Linked DNA regions of Homo sapiens: region 2 is linked to region 1. A link is an interaction called in ENCODE POLR2A ChIA-PET data of the cell type or tissue named here. Cell type or tissue: OCI-LY7. All regions are shown on one strand.

The links. ChIA-PET counts read pairs that join two places held together with the same protein. Peaks named below come from ENCODE experiments on the same cell type or tissue, not always from the same donor. Only the 100,000 strongest peaks of a DNase experiment are listed, where the experiment ranks them.
Region 2: POLR2A ChIA-PET joins it to region 1 with 6 read pairs; 5 of 35 experiments call an interaction of 5 or more read pairs at or near these places.

What each region holds. Positions count from the first base shown.
Region 1 is chr6:130,251,326-130,255,325 of GRCh38, reverse strand. It overlaps a transcript of SAMD3 not described here. Among named protein-coding and RNA genes, the nearest start is that of SAMD3, 30 kb to the right of the region's middle. In OCI-LY7, no CTCF peak of the experiment used is centred here; no DNase peak of the experiment used is centred here.
Region 2 is chr6:130,113,368-130,117,367 of GRCh38, reverse strand. The region is part of intron 19 of L3MBTL3 (L3MBTL histone methyl-lysine binding protein 3); the gene reads right to left. Among named protein-coding and RNA genes, the nearest start is that of L3MBTL3, 97 kb to the right of the region's middle. RefSeq lists an enhancer at 2,342-2,471. In OCI-LY7, no CTCF peak of the experiment used is centred here; DNase peaks (open chromatin) are centred at 907 and 2,147; H3K4me3 peaks cover 2,161 bases; H3K27ac peaks cover 2,651 bases.

The DNA.
Region 1 (4,000 bases):
GCTTTAGATCAAATGGACCTAACTGATGTTGCAGAACATTACATCCAACAGCAACAGAATATGGGTTCTTTTTAAGCACACACAGAACATTCTTCACGATAGATCATATCTTAGACCACAAGACAACTCTTACCAAAGTTAAGAAAACTGAAATCATATAAAGTACCATTTTCTGATCACAATGGTATGAAACTAGAAGTCAATAACAAGAGGAATTGTGGAAAGTTTACAAATACTTGGAAAGTAAACAACATTCTCCTGAACAACAAATAGGTCAATGAAGAAATTAAAAGAGAAATTGAAACAATATCTTGAGACAAACATGGAAACACAACATACCAAAACTTATGAAATGCCACAAACACAGTTTGAAGAGGAAAGTTTTAAGCAATGATTATTTACATCAAAAAAGAAGAAAGATATAAAATAAACAACTGTACACCTCCAGAAAATTTAAAAGCCAATTCTACCAAACATTTAAAGAAGAACTAATACCAATTCTTCAAAAATTTCCCAAAAAGTCAAAGAGGAGGGAATACTTTGACACTCCTTTTATGAGGCCACTATTACCTTGATTCCAAAGCCAGACAAAGATATCACAAGAAAAGAGTAATGAAGAATCATCTGAGAAACAAAGCAAAACTATCCAGTTATGTATAAGGAGGAAAAATCAGGCTGGCTTCAAACTCTTCACAGCAGTATTCAATACTGGCTTACACCTGTAATCCCAGCACTTGGGGAGGCCAAGGCAGGCAGATTGCTTGAGCCTAGGAATTTGAGACCAGCCTGGGCAACATGGCAAAACCTTATCTCTACTAAAAATACAAAAAGGCAGGACTCGGTGGCTCATGCCTGTAATACCAGCACTTTAGGAGGCTGAGGTGGGTGGATAACCTGAGGTCGGGAGTTCGAGAGTGGCCTGCCCAACATGGCCAAAGCCTGTCTCTATCAAACATACAAAAGATTAGCCAGGTGTGGTGGCAGGGCACCTGTAATCCCAGCTACTCGGGAGGCTGAGGGAGGAGAATTCCTTGAACCTGGGAGGCAGAGCTTGCAGTGAGCTGAGATCACGCCACTGCACTCCAGCCTGGGCAATAAGAGCAAAACTCTGTCTCAGAAAATAATAATAATAAAATAAATAAATAAATAAATAAAAATACAAAAAGTTAGCTGAGCGTAGTGGCACACACTTGTAGTCCCAGATACTTGGGAGCTGAGGTAGGCAAATCAAGTGAGCCCAGGAAGTCAAGGCTGCAGTGAGCCATGATCTTGCTCCTGCACTCCAGCCTGGGTGACAGGAGTGAGACTTTGTCTCAAAAAAAAAGATGGGTAACTACAGCAAAATGCTTACTGGGACATTTTGAATGTATCTAATTACAGACCTCAGACCAAAACAAACATGAGCAATACAGTAACAGGAGAGAATTTAAATGTTATATACCCTAACAATGAAGATACACTAATAACAGGAGGAGAGGTAAGGGGTAAATAACATTATTTAATGATGAAAAATCACATAAAAGAGGTATAAGCACATTTATTAGTACAAAGATATACCCCCCTCCACCAAAAAAAAATAATAATTTTAATTTGGTGGCAAGGAAGAAATAGAAGGAAATATTACACTAATTTATTTCTTAAAATAGAAAGCATTGATATTTACTTTAAAAGGTGAGAATATAAAATTATACATATAACACATATTTAAAATCTTATATTCTATAAATATAGCATTGTTGAGTTATATTTATAAAATTATAGAAAAATGCAAGTTCTCTTAACTGTCAGAAGACTTCTGCAAATAAGACAAGAAAATGGATCACATTGTTAATGATTTTTAAGCCCTAAAATATTCAAAATAACACACAAGGTAAATACCTAGAATTAAAGATATTATCATATCAATAAATGTAAGCTCATCTATTGAAAAAGAATTTTAGGTAGTAGCTCAAGATGGTTGTAGCCCACTGGTTCCAACTAAACAAGGACTGCACCCAGACTCACAAGAACTTGAAGTTTTCCTCTATTCTTTCTGCCTCCGAGAGAAGCCAGAGCTGGACTCACACAAGGATAAGAAAAAGAGCTCACTTATTTTTGTCTTATTTCAAATTACTTCTACCACAGGAAACTTGTCACTAATAAAGAGTTCCCAGAAAAGGATGTGCTGGAAGTAGTGAAGTTTTATAACACTGCATCTCCTGCGCAATTGCTAAGGAAAGGATACAGCACAATATGAACTGAACTTCACTAGGTTGTGTAAAGTATGTACACAGAATCCTGCAGAGGCATGGAAAAAACCTGACCCAGATGGCCTTCACCTGTCTGATTACTGGAAATGTAAACAGCTAATCAAGAATGGCGTTTTCTGTAAGTATGGAAATTATGACTAAAATAATTTTACCAATGTCATCGTCTTAAAACCTACCAAAAAGCAAAGATTCTTCAGGAGAGCAGATACCCAATATAGACTGAGAATGTAACACCAAAATTCCAGGGATCGAGAGAACCCTTCCACAGAGCGCATCTCTGAAGCTTGCTCCTGTGCCACAGCTGAATTAATAGTTGAAGCTAAGCCTACCAGTGGACAGCTGTTTTGGTTGCCACAAAGGAATTCCAACCCAAATCCAGGAAACCAAAAACAAACGACACTTCAGGCGGCAGAAACCCTTTCAAGTTTCTACTTGTGTTTTCTTAGCTAGTGTTGTAACAAAGCTTTACACCAGCAGCTGGTTTAGTTTGTCAGTTGAAGTTTTTACGGAAATTTAAATCAGACGAGGGCAAGATTTGGCCAAGTGATTTGCCTTGTTTTCACCCCCCAGTGAGCTATTTGCAGCTACTTGGTTTACTCTTTCTTTTTCTCTCTCTGTAATTAAACTAAAGTTTTGAATAAAAGATAGTGTACCCATATTTCTTATGAACAAATATCTATTTCAGGAAGAAAAAAAATGAGATGTAAAGGAAAGCAAAGACTGTTAAAATAGAGAAAAAAGCTTACTCTAATTATATGCTGTCTATACAAGACTCACTTTAGATCCAAAATGCAAATAAGTTGGAAGTGAAAGGATAGAAAAAGATATATATACCCTTCAAAATCAGTAATCAAGGAGAGCTGGGGTGGCTATGTTAATATCAGAAAAATAGGCTTTAAGACACAAGTTGTTACTAGAATTAGGCAAGGACATTTTATAATGAAAGGGTCAAAATGTCAAGAAGATATAATAATTATAAATATATATGCATGAAACAACAGAGCCCAAAACACATGAAGTGAAAACAGACAGAACTGAAGAGAGAAGAAGACAACAATAATGGAGCCTTCAATAGCCCACTTTCAACAAGGAATAGAACATCTAAACAGAAGTTCAATAAAAAAAAAAGAGGACTTAAACAATGCTATAAACTCACTAGACCTAACACATCTGTAGAACCCTCAGGATCAGATTATTCTGTATTATTTTCTTAACAATTACACAAGAGACCCAGAATAGCCAAAACAATCTTGAAAAATAAGAACAAAGTTGGAGGACTCATACCTTCCTATTTCAAAACTTGCTACGAAGCTACAGAAATCTAGATTGTATGGTACTGGCACAAGTATAGATCAATGAAATAAACTTGAAAGCCTAGAAAGAAATCTTCACCTCTAGGATTAAGTGATTTTGGACAAGTATGCTAAGCCCATTCAATCAGGGAAATAATAATCTTTCAACAAATTGTGCTGGACCAACATCCAATGCTAAAGAATGAAATTCCATTTTTTCCTCACCTCATATACAAAAATTATCTGACATAGATAAAAGACCTAAATATAAGGGTTATCATTATAAAAGTTTTAGAAAAAAACAGACGAAAAATTTGTGTCCTTGCATTATTCAATGGTTTCTTCAATATGACACCAAAAACATACTCAACCAAAGAAAAAAACTAGATAAATTAGACTTCATCAAAATTTAAAACATCTGTGCTTCAAAGAACACTATCAAGAAGGTTGAAAAGATAT
Region 2 (4,000 bases), 140 kb after region 1:
AGACTGGATTAAGAAAATGTGGCACATATACACCATGGAATACTATGCAGCCATAAAAAATGATGAGTTCGTGTCCTTTGTAGGGACATGGATGAAATTGGAAATCATCATTCTCAGTAAACTATCACAAGAACAAAAAACCAAACACGGCATATTCTCACTCATAGGTGGGAATTGAACAATGAGATCACATGGACACAGGAAGGGGAATATCACACTCTGGGGACTGTGGTGGGGTGGGGGGAGGGGGGAGGGATAGCATTGGGAGATATACCTAATGCTAGATGACGAGTTAGTGGGTGCAGCGCACCAGCATGGCACATGTATACATATGTAACTAACCTGCACAATGTGCACATGTACCCTAAAACTTAAAGTATAATAAAAAAATAAAAAAATAAATAAATAAATAAATAAAAAATAAGAGGAAAAAAAAATAAAAAAAATAAAAATGACAACCAGAAATATTTTCATGCTATATTTTAATACCACAATTATTGTCAACCTAAACATTTCCTGACCTGCTTTCCTTGATCAACATTTTTCATTATCAACAATTTCGTTTCAAAAGAGGGTACAAGCTGCTTAGGCGCAAGTGTGCGATTTTTTTTTTTTAAGAGATAGATCTCACTCCACTGTCCAGGCTGGAGTGCAGTGGTGCCATCATTAGCTCACTGTAACCTCAAACTCATGCTCAAGTGCTTCTCCAGCCTCAGCCTCCCAAGTAGCTGAAACTACAGGCATGCGCTACCATGCCTGGCTAATTTTTAATTTTTTTGTAGAAACAGCGTGTCACTATGTTGCTCAGGGCTGGTCTGAATTTCTGGCTTCAAGCAATCCTCCTGCCTCACCCTCTCAAAGCATTGAGATTACCCACACTGCAGCTGGGTGCATGAATCTTAACATGGAGGAAGCAGCCCAGCAATAGTGGTTACACATATGATCTTAGGAAGTGAAGAGATCTGGTTTAAATTTCAGTTCTGCTACTCACTAGGTTTACACGACCATCAGCAAATTACTTAATTTGTCTAATTCTCAGTTACATCATTGGTAAAACAAGGATAATAAATCCTTTACGTCAGAGGGGCATGTTAAGAATGAAATAAAATAATGTATAGAAAGCACTTAGCACAGAGCCAGGCACTTAAGTAGGAGCATGATGCACAGCAGCTATTCCTAGTTATAAATTACTTATATTGTAGGATAAAATTATCTACTGACACCTGTTGTCTTTAACTAACCTTTCTTCAACTATTAAAATAGCTTTTAGAGTAATGGTTCCAAGCACAGACTACAGTCAGACTGTCTGGGTTATAACCCAGGTCTGCTACGGACTAGCTATGTGGCCTCTAACCAAAGGAGGTTCCATGTTTGTAGAATGAAGGTGTGATGATAGCAACTACACCACATAAGGTATCATGAAGATTAAATGCACCCACATAGGTAAAAGCACCTAAAAAAAAGTGCATGGAAAACAGCAATTTCTCTTGGAATTTCAGAATTTTCAAGAAGCCATTTACTGCAATATTTCTTTAGTTGCAATTCAATACAATTCAATTCAATTCAATACATTTCAGTTGTATTGAATGGAAATACAATCATAGTGAAATCTTACTCAAGAATACTTTTGGTTTTTAATAAAGACAGTGGAATCCACTTGAATGGAAAAATGTATTCTTTATGACTCAGTATTTTCTTTTTCTCTGTAATTATGTGTCACTTTTTAGAGGTCTTACTGTCTTAATCTAATTATGCTTTGTGATAAATATTAGTAAAACAGACATTAGAATGGTAAATGCATAGGATGGCAGTTGAATATGTGCAGCTGTATTTCTTCAAGTCTGTTTGTCATATAAAAACAATTTCTAACCAATTACGTTTCAATTAGTTCCAGTCTGTTAAAAAATATTGAAAAACAAATTATTTTGCCCCAATTTAGGGATTTATCGATTTCCGCCACCTCTTTAAGTCCAGCAGGAAAGGAGGCAGATGCAGATTGCCATGTAGATTGAAATATTTGCCAACCAGGTTAGGAAGCTCGGATTGACAGTTATTGCTGGCCCAGCATCAGAGACATGGCTACCTTGCGGCAGCTCAAGTGTGAAAGTTCACTCCTTAGTTTGGCTTGGTTTAAAATAACGCCACCCTTCTCTTTTCAAAATAGCTTATTCTAGTCTCATGGGGCCTTTGCAGAACTGAAAGAGACTTGTACTTCCCCAGTAACAAGCGGGGAAGATGACTACCAGAGAGCTCTAAAAAATGTAGTTTTTCTGTTTTGGCCATCAAAAGAATGTCTCTTTGCATGCTCCCAGCATTTTTTTTTTTTTTAAGTTTCTGAGCTGTGACTTACTCGCAGGTAAAAACATAAGGGAATGAGAATCTCCACATTCTCTAAAGAAAGTTTAAAAGAATACTTGAACTGCCTCCAAAATGCCTCGTACAAATGAAGAGCGACTGTACTTGAGGAGCTTCAGGTCAAGGAGATCACCACCTTCGAAGGGATTCAGAAAAAGATGGCAAATAAAACCAGTGGGACTTGGGACTAAAACTTCTGCAACTATGAGTAACATTCAAATAAAGAGTTTTTAAAATTAAATTCCTTTTGAGATGATACAACAGCAACGGTTTTACTGAATTATGTTTTCATAAACATCACCCAGGAGAGGTAAACATGGTTTACTGTGTATCTAATGAATAAAAACATTTTGGTTAACAGGCCTATTTAATTATAATTTAGCATAAGGACCATACGCTAGTGAAAGAATACAATAAAAGGAATATAATGAATAAATGAGGTGGGTATTACCAAGATAACAAGGAAAAACCCTCCAGAAAAACTCAGCAATTAATCCTCTTATTAAATGAAAAGCCTTAACGAATAAGGTGAGGTTTGGGAAATAAAGATGATGTCTCTTAAGAGTGAGACTCTATTACTTTGTTGTTGTTGTTGTGGAAAAGAGAACAGATGTCACCGCTTTTCTACTCTACAGAAAAGGGTTTCCTGAGTCAGAAATTGGTGATATTCAAGGAGATAGAGTAAGATCCTGTTACAATATTGTTCCAACAACTTCACAGGCATATAGCAATAACACAGTCATCTTATCCCTGCACTTTGAATGGCTGCCTTGGTGTCACAGTGGTTGGCATCAGAACTGTGAGTGTTTTAACTAAACACTAAGCTACTCTTTGGGGTACATAAACAACTACACAGATTTAACTCAAGTTCTCAAGAGCTAGAATAGGAAAACACTTCCAGAGCTCCTAATTCATACCTGGAAGCCCATCAACAAAAAGGGAGAAGAGGTTTTACAATAGCCAGAGAATGCCTAGTCATTGAAATTACTTTCGCCGATATTCAACATGAAGCTCTCGGCCCAGAAGACCTCATGGGGCAAAAAACCAACTTCCCAAGGTTTACTAATTAACTTTTGTAATCTTTTAGAATGGTTGGCTCTAAATTGATTTTATTCTATTTGATGTGATAGTTTTGCAAAGCAAATAGATTTATATATGCTTTTAGCTTCATACTTTATGTTAGCTTGCTTTCCTATCTGTTTAACAGGGTACAGACTCGGCTTTCGGTGTGACTAGCAAAATTGGATTCGTGCTAAAAATATAAACCAGATTGATGTCTGCAATTCTTGCAACCGCTCTATGTAGTTCTCATAGTGGAAACACTGGTCTTACAACTTGAGAAGCCATTTTAATGGCCTATAATGAACTGAACAGACTGATTTCTGCCATTAGACCAGTTAAGCAGTGGGCATTTGCCTTGCAAGGTAATCTAAGCATTTGGCAGGCATTTTAAAGCTGCTTTATTGTGTTTCTGTGGCTGATGTTTAGCAGGCTTAAACAACATGGGAGCTCAAAACATTAAGTGATTTTTAATAGAGATAGTACCTAATTTAGAACACAATTATAAGCAGCTATAGAATAGATTTCATGAGAACAAGGCTATGTGGGATGGATGCCCGATGTTTCCCAACTAATAACACATTGT